2 separate regions of the Homo sapiens genome follow, and region 2 is linked to region 1. A link is an interaction called in ENCODE POLR2A ChIA-PET data of the cell type or tissue named here. Cell type or tissue: K562. All regions are shown on one strand. Links, peaks and the distances in the headings refer to the core of each region. The heading gives the core; the rest is flanking DNA. Region 1 overlaps MGAT3 (beta-1,4-mannosyl-glycoprotein 4-beta-N-acetylglucosaminyltransferase). Region 2 overlaps CACNA1I (calcium voltage-gated channel subunit alpha1 I).

Region 1 (8,318 bases), core at 186-8,185:
CCCAGGTTGGAGTACAGTGGTGCGATCTCGGCTCACTGCAACCCCCACGTCCCTGGTTCAAGCGATTCTCCTGCCTCAGCCTCCCTAGTAGCTGGGATTACAGGTGCCCACCACCATGACTAGCTAATTTTTGTATTTTTAGTAGTGACAGGGTTTCACAATGTTGGCCAGGCTGGTCTCAAACTCCTGACCTCTGGTGATCCACCTGCCTCAGCTTCCCAAAGTGCTGGGATTACAGGCGTGAGCCACCACGCCTAACCCAAATTCCTATCTTTCCACCCTACCTTGCTGTCCTTAAAAAGTAGGGAGGCTGGCCATGGTGGTTCATGCCTGTAATCCCAGCACTTTCAGAAGCTGAGGCGGGCAGATCACTTGAGGTCAGGAGTTCAAGGCCAGCCTGGCCAACGTAGTGAAACCACATCTGCACTAAAAATACAAAAGTTATCAGGGCATGGTGGCACACGCCTGTAATTCCAGCTACTTGGGAGGCTGAGGCAAGAGAATTGCTTGAACCTGGTAGATGGAAGTTGCAGCGAGCCAGGATCTAGCCACTGCACTTCAGCCTGGGTGACAGAGTGAGACCCTGTCTCAAAAAAAAAGTGAGGGGGAGAGCATGACCCAGAGAAAGAATCAAAAATAAAGAGAAGCCACAGATGGGAACATTTTAAGAATATCTAGGTGGGACAGTGCCAGATGCCAAAGGCAAGGTTTCTGTCTCAGCCTTTTCTGTGACTCAGTGGGTTCCCCCCGGACAGGTCACTGGTCTCACTTGGCCCCACCCAGCATCTTCACTGGTCAAATGGATGTAAACTCCTGGCTCGCCTGCCCACCTGCCTAGACTCAAGGGTGAAATGAGCTGGATGGCTACGGTCGGAGGTGCTCTGTGGCTGCACGGCTCATTCATAAAACGAGGGATCCAAATCCAGCATGGGGTTTGGCTGATGGTGACATTCTGATGTCCGTTTCCTAGTTGTGACAAATGTACCATGGTGGTATAAACTGGGAGCAACAGGGTGAAGTGTGTGAGGAAGCCTCTGTGCTGTCTTTGCACCTTTTCTGATAATCTACAAATATTCTAAAATTAAAAGTTTATTTAGGCCAGGCATGGTGGCTCATGCCTGTAATCTCAGCACTTTGGGAGGTCGAGGTGGGCGGATCACCTGAGGTCAGGAGTTCGAGACCTGCCTAGCCAACATGGCGAAACCCCATCTCTACTACAAATACAAAAATTAGCTGGGTGTGGTGGTGTGTGCCTGTAATCCCAGCTACTTGGGAGGCTGAGGTGAGAATTCCTTGAACCTGGGAGGCAGGGGCTGCAGTGAGCAGAGATCGCACCACTGCACTTCAGCCTGGGCGACAGAGCAAGACTCTGTCTTAAAAACAAACAAACAAACAAAAACACACAAAAAAAATTTAAATTGGAGAATGAGAATATACAAGCATCTCCATTCCACAGCCATAAACTGATTGATAAATTAAACTGTATAAATGAATAGCAAATGGTTACATCATGAGTCATGAATACAGAGTGATTTATTCACAATAGCCATGTAATATGTGGGATTTAAAAGGAACTGGTACATTTATTTCTACTGATACCAAAATCTTTTAAATCTATCATTGATTGAGGAAAACAACTTGGTTAGACTTAGTGTCCAATATGGTAGTATTTATGAAAAATATTAAATCAAGAATAGAAAAATTGCATATAAAGCCAGAGATAGACCTCAAATTTTTTTTTTTTTTTTTTTAGATGGAGTCTTGCTCTTGTCACCCAGGTTCTGGAGTGCAATGGCGTGATCATGGCTCACTGCAACTTCCGCCCCCTGGGTTCAAGTAATTCTCCTGCCTCAGCCGGTATAGCTGGGATTATAGGCATGCGCCACTACACTCAGCTAACTTTTGTATTTTTAGTAGAGACAGGGTTTCACCATGTTGGCCAGGCTGGTCTCGAACTCCTGACCTTGTGATCTGCCCACCTCGGCCTCCCAAAGTGCTGGGATTATAGGCGTGAGCCACTGCACTGGCCGACCTCAAATTTTTATGCCTGGAGATTAGTAAAGGGCATGGAATAATGAAGGGGAACTTTTATTTTATTTTGTTTTTGAGATAGGGTCTCAGTCTGTTGTCCAGGCTGGGGCGCAGTGGTGCAATCATGGCTCACTGCAGCCTCAACCTCGAGGTCTCAAGTGATCCTCCCACCTCAGCCTCCTAAGTAGCTGGGACCACAAGCACATGGCACCACACCTGGCTAATTTTTAAATTTTCTGTAGAGATGGGGTCTCACTATGTTGTCCAAGCTGGTCTCAAACTCCTGGGCTCAAGTGATCCTCCTGCCTCAGCCTCTGAAGGTGTTGGGATTACAGGCGTGAGCCACCACGCCTGGCCTAATTTTATTCATTAAATATGTTAGAATTAAGTGTTTTCCCTTGAGACCTGTGAGTTTTTTCAGTGAAAAAATATTCAAAAGGTTTGTCAGTATGTCCATAAAAAAGAAGATAGGAGGGGAGGGACAGGACCCAGGAGGGCAGCCTACAGCCTGCTCTCCCCGTTCTGTCCTGGGGCGGAGTCTGTACTGCGAGTTGAGCTTTTCCCAAGGCGCATGTTACTCCTGGAGCCAAGCCTAGCAGTGCAGCCGCACAGTCAGGGTGGGGTGGGCCAGGCGGAGAAGCAGGCTGCAGAGGGGGCAGGGTGGTGGCCTGGGGATCTCAGGGAAGGGCTATGGGAGCACGGCGGTGTCCTCAGTGCTGGGGCTTTCAGGGGCCTTGGTACCGCGAGTTGACTCTTGGGGGCAGGAGGTCACTCCATGCAGGGGCAGCAGGTGCTGGCCACCACATTGTCCAGCAAGGTGGCAGCAGAGGCCTCCTAGGTCCCCTTCCTAGGAAAGGAGCCTGGGCTGCCCTGATGAGTCTCCTGTCTCTCTCTCTCCCGCAGGATGAAGATGAGACGCTACAAGCTCTTTCTCATGTTCTGTATGGCCGGCCTGTGCCTCATCTCCTTCCTGCACTTCTTCAAGACCCTGTCCTATGTCACCTTCCCCCGAGAACTGGCCTCCCTCAGCCCTAACCTGGTGTCCAGCTTTTTCTGGAACAATGCCCCGGTCACGCCCCAGGCCAGCCCCGAGCCAGGAGGCCCTGACCTGCTGCGTACCCCACTCTACTCCCACTCGCCCCTGCTGCAGCCGCTGCCGCCCAGCAAGGCGGCCGAGGAGCTCCACCGGGTGGACTTGGTGCTGCCCGAGGACACCACCGAGTATTTCGTGCGCACCAAGGCCGGCGGCGTCTGCTTCAAACCCGGCACCAAGATGCTGGAGAGGCCGCCCCCGGGACGGCCGGAGGAGAAGCCTGAGGGGGCCAACGGCTCCTCGGCCCGGCGGCCACCCCGGTACCTCCTGAGCGCCCGGGAGCGCACGGGGGGCCGAGGCGCCCGGCGCAAGTGGGTGGAGTGCGTGTGCCTGCCCGGCTGGCACGGACCCAGCTGCGGCGTGCCCACTGTGGTGCAGTACTCCAACCTGCCCACCAAGGAGCGGCTGGTGCCCAGGGAGGTGCCGCGCCGCGTCATCAACGCCATCAACGTCAACCACGAGTTCGACCTGCTGGACGTGCGCTTCCACGAGCTGGGCGACGTGGTGGACGCCTTTGTGGTGTGCGAGTCCAACTTCACGGCTTATGGGGAGCCGCGGCCGCTCAAGTTCCGGGAGATGCTGACCAATGGCACCTTCGAGTACATCCGCCACAAGGTGCTCTATGTCTTCCTGGACCACTTCCCGCCCGGCGGCCGGCAGGACGGCTGGATCGCCGACGACTACCTGCGCACCTTCCTCACCCAGGACGGCGTCTCGCGGCTGCGCAACCTGCGGCCCGACGACGTCTTCATCATTGACGATGCGGACGAGATCCCGGCCCGTGACGGCGTCCTTTTCCTCAAGCTCTACGATGGCTGGACCGAGCCCTTCGCCTTCCACATGCGCAAGTCGCTCTACGGCTTCTTCTGGAAGCAGCCGGGCACCCTGGAGGTGGTGTCAGGCTGCACGGTGGACATGCTGCAGGCAGTGTATGGGCTGGACGGCATCCGCCTGCGCCGCCGCCAGTACTACACCATGCCCAACTTCAGACAGTATGAGAACCGCACCGGCCACATCCTGGTGCAGTGGTCGCTGGGCAGCCCCCTGCACTTCGCCGGCTGGCACTGCTCCTGGTGCTTCACGCCCGAGGGCATCTACTTCAAGCTCGTGTCCGCCCAGAATGGCGACTTCCCACGCTGGGGTGACTACGAGGACAAGCGGGACCTGAACTACATCCGCGGCCTGATCCGCACCGGGGGCTGGTTCGACGGCACGCAGCAGGAGTACCCGCCTGCAGACCCCAGCGAGCACATGTATGCGCCCAAGTACCTGCTGAAGAACTACGACCGGTTCCACTACCTGCTGGACAACCCCTACCAGGAGCCCAGGAGCACGGCGGCGGGCGGGTGGCGCCACAGGGGTCCCGAGGGAAGGCCGCCCGCCCGGGGCAAACTGGACGAGGCGGAAGTCTAGAGCTGCATGATCTGATAGGGTTTGTGACAGGGCGGGGGTGGCGGCGGCCCCTAGCGCTATCTCCCTGCCTCCTGCCGGCTCCTTGGTTCTTGAGGGGACCAGGAGTGGGTGGGGAGTGGGGGTGGGGGTAGGGTTTCCCTACTGAAGCCCTTGTGAATCAAGGGTCAGGCCTTTGAGCTCAGAAAATATCCCTCCTGTTGGGAGAGGGCGCAGGCCGTGACGTCTGGGTGGCCCTTATGACTGCCAAGACTGCTGTGGCCAGGAGGTGCCACTGGAGTGTGCGTGGTGGTCCCTGGGTAGCGGGGGAGGGTAGGCAGGATTGGGGAAGAGAGCCTGCAGGATCTCACCAGGCAGCCTCTGGGGGGTGGCCAGGCCGGGAAAAAGCCCACCATTTGGCATCCCTGGGCCTTGGGCTCCGTGTGGGAGACCGGCCTGCCAGGAGGACCCAGGGCTCTGTAAGTAGATGCATTTGGGTCCAGGAGGAAGCGTGGACACCTCGTAGGGAAGAGATGAAAAAGCCACATCCTACCAAGAGGAGGTGCTGAGGGATGCTTTGCAGTGTAGTCAGAAGTGCTGGGCCAGATGGAGACAGAACTCCACCCCCTGCCGCAAAGGACAGGACCTGGCTGCCCTGGGATGCTGGTGCCTGAGTCTGTCTCTGTGCACCCCTCAGGCTGTCGTGAGCCAACACAGGGGCCTGGAGAACCCTGAGGAGCTTTCCTTTTGGTTCTAAACCCGGCGTTGACGTTCCTTCTCCCTTTCACATTGCTGTCTTGTGGACTGTGCACTCAGTCCTTGCAAGGCCAAGAGTCCAGTTGTAGGTGTGGCCTTGAGGGGGAAGTGGGGAGGAGAAGACTGACATGAGTCCTCTGCACGGATCCGTCTCTCCCTCCCCATCACCCCTTCCTTCTGACACCCAGTCCCAGCTGTCCACTGTCCCAGGTGCAGTCACTGTTGTGCCCTTCCTTGGGGCAGGCTGGCTGGGGGCCAGAAAGGGGCCATGAGGCTGTCTTGGGCCCAAAAAGGGACAATAAGGCCAGTTGTATGCTTCCTGTTCCTCATAGCTTGCCTTGGTGGGGATGTCTTTGTTGGAGTTGATTCTGAGCTGCTGTGATTAGGAGACCCTGAAATACAGTGGTTTAAGCAAGATGGAAGCTTGTTTCTAATTAGTCTAGATTGAGATGGCCCAGAGCTGGTAGGGCAGCTCTGCGTTTCTTCATACGCACCTTCCAATTCTGGGTACACAGCGGCTGCTCCAGCGCCCACCCTCCTGTGTGCATCCAAGCCTGGGGGAAGCAGAAATAGACAAGAGGGCACACCCACTTTTTGCTAAAGGCATGAGCCAGAATTGGCAGGCTCACCTCTGCTGGCCTCTCATTGGCTGGGACTCAGTCACATGGCCACAAGCAGCTGCTAGGGAACCTGGGAAGTGTAGTCTTCAGCGGGGCCGCCATGTGCCTGGCCTCACCTTGGGAGTTATCTTATTGATGGAGGAGAAGAGAATGGATATGGGGGACCAGTAGCATCTCTGGGAGAGGGGGAGGGAGCAGCAATAACTCAGTCGTCGGATCCAGCTCTCATTGTCAGAGTTTCCGGAACAGCTTGCTCCTGTTTCCCTCACTGTGCAGCCCAGGGCTGGGGGCAGTGAGGAGCTTGCAGCTCTGTGGGAAGGGGAAACACCCCCTCCCCTCGGCCCCTCAGACGCTACCCAATGATGCCGGTTTGCAGAGTTGGCCTGTGGAATGGCTCATGTTTGTGCGTGTGTGTGTGTATATTTATGGGCATGGGTGCATGCTTGGTGTGTATTTGTACATGTCTGTATTGCTGTGTCCCTGTAAATACATGCTTGTGTATGGATGGAAGAGGCCAGGCCCAGGCCTGGCCTCTTCCTCGGGCCTGTGGCCACACCTCCTGCAGCTCCCCAAAATGACTGAGGCAGAAAGCCCTTGGGGAGCCTAGAAAGCAAAGCTAAAGGGGATGCAGGGTCTGTCTGTCTGTCTGTCTTTCAGTCTGAGGAATGAGAATCCTGACCTGAGGGCTGTGCAGCTGAGAGCCCACTACCTCCCCAGCCCCTCTCGGCCCCAGCCGCATCATCCCACCTGTCCCCTCCCCCCCACCTCCAGTGGGGCTTTCTCCAGATGTCTTATGGTTGGGGGTTTCCTGATGGGCCAGGAGAGGAGGGCATCTTCTTGCGACAGCACTGTCTGGGTTAAGTGCCCAGTGAGGGCATGGTGTGGGGAGCTGGCCTCAGAGGAGCCGCTGGTGGGCAAGCGTGAAGTGGGCTGAGGGGCTCTGAGCCACTTTGCTCCCATCTAGGGGACTGCCCCCCATGGAACTCCTTTGAAGTCACAGCAGCCTTCCTTTCTGTTTGCTCTTGGGGCTGAGAGGTGGCTCAAACACTCGGGGTCCCTATGGCTCTGGGTCAATCTAGGCCAGGCTGCACCCCATGGACAGGGAGTCTCAGGGCTCCTGATCATGCCCAGGCCCTGGCCTGGGGCCTCCCTCCTTGGCAGCTTTCCCACCCCCACGCCCCTGGCATCCTCAGTTGCTATGGGATGCCCCTCCAGGGCACCAGCTCAGGGCTAAGCGAAGGAAGATAGGAGCAGCTCAGAGCTGCCAGGCTCTGCCTTCCTCACAGACCTGGTGGGGCAGGTCCTGTTCACAGCAGCAGGAGTGAAGGCCTGGCCATCGGTGGAGAGGGCAGCTGTCAGAGGGCTGGGGGCCAGGGCACAGGATTGAAGAGTTTCACATATCATCACAGCATACACTGGGAATTTGGTGGGGGCAGAAGAACCCAGGGCCACTCCCTCAATATGAAGGGAAACCAAGCTGAATGTGACCACCGGCACACTGCTGCCATGTCCCATGTCCACCTTTCTCCCCGGGAATAACTGGCCCTGAGACCCCTAGACCCAAGGAGGCCTGTCCATGCCAAGCATCCGGGAAGCATGGCTGGCCTTATCCACCCATGGGTCACGTCGGTTCCCAGGGGCAGCATGGGAGATCTTTGGGGGCAACAGGGAGAGTCTGGGTGGGGAGACGGGACTTGTCCAAGCAGAAGGCAGGACCCTGGGAAATGCATAATGTAAGGACATCAATAATAGTATTATTTTTTTTGTAAGGGAAAATCAATATGTACATTCTGAAATCATTTTCTCTGTAAATGGTTGGATTTCATTTCACCCTTAAAGGGATGCTTAAAGGAGAAGATAATATTAATAATAAAAACAGCTACAAAGTCTGAATTGTGTGCATGTGTGGCCGGTTTGTGGGTGCTCTGGGGCAGGGAGGGGTGGGAACAGGTGGCTCTGGTCTTGCTAAAGACACCCTTACTTCTGGATCCATGGGGTGCAAGAACTTCCCAAGGACTGGATGGCCAGTGGGGAGAGGGGGCTGCAGGGAGCACCTTCACTTAGGGATGACGTGTCCCCCAGCCGCAGGTGGAAGCAGCTGGGAAGTGGAGGATGCTGGGCTGAGGTCTGGTGGAAGGAAGCAGAAGTGAACCAGGCTCCTAGGACCAGGGGCACCCACCCTCCTGCAGGTGGGCAGGGACCCTTTTGGGGATCTGGATGAAGGCTTTGGTGCCTCTGCAGAGAGGGGGTGGTTCTACAATTCTGCTCTGGGGCATCAAAATAAGTGCTCCTGCCTCAGTAGTTTTTCCTGTCAGGTTCTAAATGCCTCATCCAAGGTCACAGCCTTGTAGATTCTGGACCTGGACTCTCAGCACCGGACTCTCTGGACTCCCAGGAGCAGGTATCTCCCTCCCATGTAGCCAACCTTG
Region 2 (8,318 bases), core at 307-8,306, 160 kb after region 1:
ATAAAGCCACATGAAAACCCCAAGGCAGCTTCTCTTTTCTCATCTGGGGTCCCAGCTGAGGCCAGATTCTGGTCAGAGAGAAGGCAGGGCTGGGCAAGGACTCAGGGCCTGGGAAGCCCACGACGGGCTGTGGCCTCCCTCTCTGGGCTCAGTGCAGATGTCCCAGGCGGATGGGGGCTAGGCCAGGGCCTAGGGGTCTGAGGGGAGCTGGGCTTTGAAGCAGATTCCGGTCGGGCCCAGGGAGCTGCCTGGGCCGTCGCTTTCTCCTGGAGCGAGGCCTCAGCGATCTTTTCCTGTCCCCATCTGTGTCTGTGCCTGTGTCTCTCTGGGCCCCTCCACCTCCCCTGCCCTTTTCTTTCCCTGTTTCCACTCGTCCCCTGCATCTCCCCTCCCTTGCATCTGTCTTTTCTGAGCCCGTCTTACTCTCTTTGTCATCGCGTCTCTGTACCTCACTGTCTCTTTCTACCTGCCCTTGCTCTGGCCTCTGTGTCTCCGGTTGGTCCCTGCCCCTCCTCCTTGCTTCATTTCTGCCTCTGTACCGCCATCTCCATCTCCATCTCCCCATCTCCCTCTGCCTCCCTCTCCCCATGTCTCCCTGCTGTCCCCACTCCATGACTCTGCCTCTCTCACCCTTCTGTCCCCTCCATCCCTGTCCCTGTCCCTGTCCTCTCCTCCCGTTGGTCACAGGTGGGCTCCTTCTTCATGATCAACCTGTGCCTCGTTGTCATAGCGACCCAGTTCTCGGAGACCAAGCAACGGGAGCACCGGCTGATGCTGGAGCAGCGGCAGCGCTACCTGTCCTCCAGCACGGTGGCCAGCTACGCCGAGCCTGGCGACTGCTACGAGGAGATCTTCCAGTATGTCTGCCACATCCTGCGCAAGGCCAAGCGCCGCGCCCTGGGCCTCTACCAGGCCCTGCAGAGCCGGCGCCAGGCCCTGGGCCCGGAGGCCCCGGCCCCCGCCAAACCTGGGCCCCACGCCAAGGAGCCCCGGCACTACCGTAAGTGGCCCTGCATCCGACGCGGCACTCAGGCACTTCGTGCCAAGTGTCACTCCTTTCCAGCACGTCCAGCAGGCCCAGCAGCCTCCAAATTCCAGGTCTTCACTTCATGCTCAAGTGTTTCCTTCACAGCCCCCAGGGACCTCTGTCCCCACCTCTGCCTGCCCTCTCCTGGCACCTGTCAGAGCCTGCGCTGGGCCGGGCCTGGGGCTGAGGGAACTCAGCCTTTGCCCTGGAGGAACTCGATCCCTGTGTATGTGTGGAGATAGCAGATCGGCCTCGGAGGAAGCCACACTTGAGAGGAAAGAACAAGTGTCTCTCCTCAGTCTCGGAAAGCTAAAATTCTTCCCCCCCACTGCAGCCACATCACTCCCTTCTCTGGGTTCCTGCTGCTGTCCCCTGCTTTCCAGCACACCTGAGCAATGACCCTGGGTACCTGACACAAAGGGGCTGTGGGCCTGCCCCTCAAAGCTGTGGCATGTTGGGGACTCATGCCACCCTGTGCTCTGTGCTTGTCGTGGGGCTGTGAGAGTTACACTTTTGTTTTTTGTTGTTGTTGTTAAGACAGGGTCACCCAGGGAGTACAGTGACACAAACACAGCTTACTGCAACCTCAAACTCCTAGGCTTAAGCCATCCTCCTGCCTCAGCCTTCGGAGTAGCTGGGACTACAGGCATGCACCACCATGCCCGGCTAATTTTTTAATTTTTTTTTGTAAAGACGGGTCTCCCTATGTTGCCCAGGCTGGTCTCAAACTCCTGGGCTCACGTGATCCTCCCGCCTTGGCCTCCCAAAGTGCTAGGATTATAGGCATGAGCCACCGCCCCTGGCCAAGTTTATGCTTTTAGGCTTGGAAGGGGCTGCCCTGTTGGTTGCCTCATCTGTTCCAGGAAACGGTCCTGAGAAGGGAGAAGATAGTAATATTATCTCCACTTTTCAGATGGGAAGACTAAGGGTCAGGGAGATGAAGGGAGACATCTCGGAAGCCGGCATTGCCAGACTTTGCATGGGCCTGCCTCCCCTGGAAATGATCACTCGGGAAGAGGCAAGCCAGGGCCACGGGAGGTGGGCCCTGCCCCCAGCCCCAATACCACTTCTCCCAGTTGGTGCTGAGAAGGAAGTCGGCAGGCATGGGGACGGCGCTTGAGCAGCCGCGACCCTCTGCAGGCCTGTCTCCCTCTATAAAGTGAGGACAGGGGCCCCCAGCACGTGGCCGTCCACGGCGGGAGTCAGCCACCCCAGGCCCTGCTCTGGAAAGCCCTGTCCTTCCAGCTCTCACAGTCTGGGAATCGATTCTTGGGAGGCAAGCAGAAGAATGCACGCTCAGAGCTGCCGCCCACCCGTCCTCGGGTGCCAGCCATCCAGGCGTGGGCTCGGAGGAGGCCCCAGGTGGCCCGTGGGCAGGCCCGGCATGCGGACACAGGAGCTGGGGCCGGGCAAGGCTGGCACTGGTGTTGCTGGAGGACGTGGGGGAGAAGTGTTCACTCCAACGGGCTTCCTGCGGCCGCCCAGCCCCCTCTCCTGGCACTCTTGCCCCCTTGCCCCTGGGCCTCCCCTCTGCCCTGGAAAACGAGAGTTGGCTGTCGCCCCACGTCCAGGTGGGAGCAGTGAGCCGGCGCTGGGAAGGGCTTTGGGCCTGTCCTCCGGGGTGAGATGGGACTGACCCCTGGGTTCCTGGCTGCCCGCCCTGACTCCAGAGGTGTGAATGAGCCAGGGGTGCTTATTCAGGGCTTGGGAGGCATCTGGAGGCAAGTGTGGAAATGAAGGGTAGGCGTGACATGCTTTTCTTTCCCTTTCATGTTACTTTTTTGGCTTACACAAGCAAAATGTGTTTATTCTAGGAATATATAGGAAAACACAAAGAAGGCATTAAACCAAGCAGAGAGAGGCCTCTCTGACACCTCTTTGAGATGGTTCACAGATCACAGAACTCAGTCCAGGGCCAGCCCAGGCGTCTCCTGTGATTCCGGGGCAGCAAAGGGATGAAGTTCCCTCTTCCCAGGGGCCCTTCCTGCCCGCTGCCCCCACCTCCACCCCTTGCGTGGAGGGAAGTCCCAGGGGCTTCTGGAGTGAGGGTCTGCCCTTGCCCCAGGGCTCCATGCCTCCTCCCCTCCCTGGGAAGCAAACCTCACCCCTTCCCCGCTCCCCACCTGCTGTATAGGCAGGAGACTTGAGAACACCAAGTCCACCATGGCCTTCTCTGACGGGGGCTGCCCCCACATTGGCCTGACTCTTTCAGAATCACATCTAGTTCCCAAGCTGCACGACTGGGGCTCTGGGTCTGTTCCATGCTGACCCAGGGCCTAGGCCAGGAGGGATGGCCGGTCAGCACGGATGCGCGCCCTGCACCGTGCTGGGCCCATCATGTGCCTTAAGGGAGAGAATCCTCCTACAGCCTGCATGGTGGGCGTTCCTGCCCCAACTTCTACAACAGGGGCAGACAAAGCTCAGAGAGCTGCAGCCGCTTCCCCAGGCACCCCTGACCGCCTTTCCAGGCTGGGTCGGCTGGTTCCAGGCAGACCTGTGGGCCTGGGAGCCAAGCGCACTCAGGGATGTGTCCCAGGGTGGATTGGGCCTGGTGTGGGCAACGACTCTATGCCCCTCTCATTTGCTTTTCAGAGCTGTGCCCGCAACATAGCCCCCTGGATGCGACGCCCCACACCCTGGTGCAGCCCATCCCCGCCACGCTGGCTTCCGATCCCGCCAGCTGCCCTTGCTGCCAGCATGAGGACGGCCGGCGGCCCTCGGGCCTGGGCAGCACCGACTCGGGCCAGGAGGGCTCGGGCTCCGGGAGCTCCGCTGGTGGCGAGGACGAGGCGGATGGGGACGGGGCCCGGAGCAGCGAGGACGGAGCCTCCTCAGAACTGGGGAAGGAGGAGGAGGAGGAGGAGCAGGCGGATGGGGCGGTCTGGCTGTGCGGGGATGTGTGGCGGGAGACGCGAGCCAAGCTGCGCGGCATCGTGGACAGCAAGTACTTCAACCGGGGCATCATGATGGCCATCCTGGTCAACACCGTCAGCATGGGCATCGAGCACCACGAGCAGGCCAGTGCAGCGCAGCCGGGCCGGGCCTGCGGGAGAGGTGTGAGGGCCCCAGGACCCTGCCCAGGCCTGGGCAGCCCCATCCATCTGCCTGGGTTTGTGTGTCTGTCCACCTAGAAGTGCCGGGCTGAGCTGGGTCCAGTTCATCCATGTGACCTTACTGCCCAGCCAGGGCCGAGCTCAGAGGAAGGAAGGGCTTGGGTGTCTGCCGAATGAATGATGAGTGAACGAGTGAAGCTGGCTAGGACTGGGCCTCTCCGGGGCTCTTTTCCTCCTAAGCTGCTCAGCCTGGATACCAAGGCAACCACAGCGCATCCCCTGCCAGTCCCTGCAAATCTGACTTCTATTCACCTCTCCACCTGAGCCCTTCTGTTTTCTTCTTTAAAAAAAAAAAAAAAATTTAAAAAACAGATAGAGTCAGAGTTTTGCTCTGCTGCCCAGGCTGGAGTGCAGTGGCACGATCAAGCGATCCTCCCTCTTCAGCCTCCCAAGTAGCTGGGACTACAGGGAGGTGCCACCAAGCCTGGCCACCTGGGCCCTTCTGTCCATTCCCCCCCAAACAGCTGGGGTGATTCTTCCAGAGGGCCAGTCTTGTTGGGCTCTTCCCTGCCTCAAAACTTCTGTTGCTCCTCATTGCCCTCAGGACAAAATCCAGACCTTTGCATGACCCTCAAGGCCCCTTGTCTCTGTCACAACGTCCCTTCACCAGGCCAGGGTGTCCTGTCCCATCCAGTGACTCCACCCCATACAGCCCCATGGCGCTGAGGGCGAGTGGCCCTGTGGTTGTCCTGTGTGTCCTCTCTGCATGTCCCTCCTGTGGGCTGGGAGCAGGGAGGACAGGAGGAGTGGGCGCTGAGCTGAACAGTGTGCTCCAGGCCCCTGGGCCATCACAGGGCTGGTGGGCCCCAGGGGGACAGTACATAGGGGAGGGGACAGCTTCTGGGAGATGGTGGGAGCTGGGGGAGGATGTGTGTGTGAGGAGAGCAGGGCCTCTGTGGGGACACGGGAGGGAGGGGCAGTGGGGTTAGCAAGGATGCCTCAGTCCACAGGCCCCACCTGGGGTTGACAGCCTGGGTGGCAGGTCTGGTCCTGCCCCATTTGGAAAAACACCATTTTCTGGCTCCTGCCATCCACCAGCCCCTGGATGGGGTGACTCCCTGAACCCACTCCCCAGCTCTGCGAAGGTTCCCACCTAGCAGCTGGTGACCCTGAGGTCCAACGGCGGGGAAGTCACTGGCCCGAGGTCCCGCCGCCAGCTGGGGGCCAGGTTCGAACCAACTTCTTTCTGTGGCAAGACTGACGCCCCGGGAGGGCTTGGGATTTCGACATTCTGTTTGCTGCCCTGCGGCCCTCCTTCTGTGGAGGCCCTGCATGCCGCACCCCATGGGGCCGCACACGCACCTCCCTCTTCGTTAGCTCACCAAGCACAGGCTCCATTCAATTTACTTAAATGGGGCTCCCGGGGCTGCCATGACACTCTGTTCAGAGCTGCTCATTTGCCAGCCATTCCAGCTTAATTAAAAAGGTCTCTGGGGAGGGCTAGCGAGAGGGCTCTCTGCAGGGGGAGAGCTGGTGAGACAGGGCCCCCAGGACCCCCTTGCTTAGAGTTCAGCCTCTGGTCAGTGCCTGACCCAGGCCTGCAGGGGAGCAGCATTCCTGCAGAAAGCCCCACAGGGAATGAGTGCTGTGGGGCTCGCTCCAGTCTCCAAGTGGGGCAGCATCGAGGGGGCCTGCACAGCCCTGCTACCCTCGAGCCCCGGCACTGTCCTTGCCAGGGGCTTGCTGGAGCCAGCTGGTGAGGGCCAATTTCCAAACACTCAGGAATTTTGCAAGCCAGTGATGAAAGAGTTGGGAGCTTGAAATTGGCCGTGGAGGGAGTATTTACACCATGGAAATTGGCAGATGTTCCACATCAGGGCTGTTTGCAGAGGGCTCTTTGCCAGGGTCCAGCTGGTCCCTGCCTTTTCACCCACCCCATCCATGTCAACACCACGGCCAGGGCAGGTCCAGCCTCAGGCCAGGCCACGGTCCCTGCCCAAGCCTCCTCAGGATCTGCCTCTCCCTCCTTCTGTCACATCTGTCTGATCAAGCTTTCCAACCTCGGATCTGGTGGAGCCTTTTTTTTTTTTGAGATGGAGTCTCACTCTGTTGTCCAGGCTGGAGTGCATTGGTGTGATCTGGGCTCACTGCAACCTCCCCCTCCCAGGTTCAAGCAATTCTCCAGGCGTGTGCCACCACTCCCAGCTAATTTTTAGTAGAGACGGGGTTTCGCCATGTTGGCCAGGCTGGTCTTGAACTCCTGACCTCAGGTGATCTGCCTGTCTCACCCTCCCAAAGTGCTGGGATTACAGGCATGAGCCACCGTGCCCAGCCAGGTGGAGCCTCTTCTGGGAGCAGCAGGCTTCACGTGGCTTCCTGACCAGGCTAAGAGATGAGAGAGGCTGTTCCCACTGTGCGTCTCCTGCCTGGTCACAGGGCCCACCTGATTTCCTCATCTACTAAGCAGATGTCTTTCCCTCACAGGGACAGGCCACCATTTACTGAGCACCTACTGCAGGCCAGGCCCTGTGCCAGCATGGTGCCAGTGAGTCCAGCCACCCTCAAGGCAGGTATTATTACCTCGCCCCTCTTGTACCCTTGGAAGGCCACTGCTCAGAGAGCAAATAGATCACATAACGTTTGGGTTTCAATCCTGGTTCTGGCCTGGCTTGGTGGCTCATGCCTGTAATCCCAGCACTTTGGGAGGCTGTGGCGAGAGGATCACTTGAGCCCAGCAGTTCAAGACCAGCCTGGGCAACAGAGTGGGACCCCGTCTCTGCAAAAAATAAACAAATTAACCAAGTGTGGTGGTGCATGTCTGTAGTCCCAGCTTCTCAGGAGGCTGAGGTGGGAGGTTTGCTTGAACCCAGGAATTTGAGGCTGCAGTGATTGGTGATTGTGCCACTGTATTCCAGCCTGGACAACAGAGCAAGATCATGTGTCAAAACAAACAAAAAATTCCAAATCAGCCAAACAAACCAATCCTGGTTCTGCTATTGACTGGCAGGGTGGCCGGGAGTGCATCACTTGGCTTCCTCACCTGGCACCCCCCATCTGTAAATGGGTACACGGATCCCCCCACACGGTGGCTAAGAGGGCTGACTGCATTGTGGGTGCACGGAGCCCCCCACACGGTGGCTAAGAGGGCTGACTGCATTGTGGGTGCACGGAGCCCCCCACACAGTGGCTAAGAGGGCTGACTGCATTGAGAACCTGGCGCTTAGTAGGTGCTCACTGATGAGTCACTGCTTCAGAGTCTTGTCTGAGCTCACACCACCACCCCTGGGTGCATTTACCATCCTCTGTCTGGAGCCTCAAAAAATTAAAGTAAGAGGGGGAGGATGAGTCTCTGAAATGTCCCTTATAAAGCAGCTCCAGGGGCAGCCATGGTCTCCTGGGCTCTGCGCAGGGCCTGACTATGGGCCCGCTGGTATTTTTGCTCCGCTCGCTCGGCTCCCAGACACTGCTCTGCGGGAAATGATCCGCCCCCATGTTTATTTTGAGCAGCCCTGTCTGAGGTGGCGCTCGCAGAGAGAGGTGGCCCAGGGCTTCCAAGGGGGGTGCAGGGAGAGAAGGAGAGGAGGAGAGGGTGGGTGAACTCCCTCAGCCCTTCTCCTGCAGGGGAGGCAGCATGGGGGGCCTTGCCCCATACCCCATCCTGGCTGGCAGGGAGCTCTGTGACACTGAGGGGCAGGAGGCGAGGGTGTGACATCTGTGAAGTGGGGCAGAGTGACCTCAGGCCTGGTCACAGGGTGCTTGAATGACAGGTTAGATTGCAGTTGCTCAAGCCTTTAGGGTGACCACTGCTGCTGAAATCTTGGGGGCATTACCCAGAGAACAGCTTGCTCATCCAGGTTCCTCATGGCAGCAGATGCTGTTTCTTGCAGGGCCTGGCCTAGAAGGAGGGGATGGGTGAGGTAGGGTGTAGGCCAGGCAGGGGCCTGTGTGTGACTCACGAAGTGGTGAAATGGGGCTGAAATTCCCACCCCCTGGGTAGCCCAGGCTGTGTGACGGGCAGGTGGGACAGGTCAGCTGGGGTGGCCAGGCTTCTCCAGGGAGGCCTGATTCCTTCATCATCACCGCCATCACTGCATCACAGCTCTTCCTGGTGTGATCCTCTGGCAGTCTTGTGGGGCAGGCTGGGGGAGCATCTAATCACCACCAGGCAGATGGGGAAACTGAGGCTCAGTGAAGTAGATGGCTTGCCCAAGGTGCCAGGGTGAGCAGCGACAGAGCCG

The links. Peaks named below come from ENCODE experiments on the same cell type or tissue, not always from the same donor. Only the 100,000 strongest peaks of a DNase experiment are listed, where the experiment ranks them.
Region 2: POLR2A ChIA-PET joins it to region 1 with 7 read pairs; 2 of 35 experiments call an interaction of 5 or more read pairs at or near these places.

What each region holds. Positions count from the first base shown.
Region 1 is chr22:39,484,413-39,492,730 of GRCh38, forward strand. MGAT3 (beta-1,4-mannosyl-glycoprotein 4-beta-N-acetylglucosaminyltransferase) reads left to right here. Exons shown (of 2, transcript NM_002409.5): 2 at 2,935-7,782. The coding sequence starts at 2,936. The coding sequence ends at 4,537. Among named protein-coding and RNA genes, the nearest start is that of MGAT3-AS1, 12 kb to the left of the region's middle. RefSeq lists an enhancer at 5,772-6,066. In K562, for the core only: a CTCF peak has its summit at 2,833; DNase peaks (open chromatin) are centred at 2,619, 4,589, 5,116 and 5,919.
Region 2 is chr22:39,645,882-39,654,199 of GRCh38, forward strand. CACNA1I (calcium voltage-gated channel subunit alpha1 I) reads left to right here. Exons shown (of 37, transcript NM_021096.4): 8 at 688-1,000; 9 at 1,941-2,045; 10 at 3,620-4,044. Among named protein-coding and RNA genes, the nearest start is that of CACNA1I, 79 kb to the left of the region's middle. RefSeq lists an enhancer at 5,332-6,262. In K562, for the core only: no CTCF peak of the experiment used is centred there; no DNase peak of the experiment used is centred there.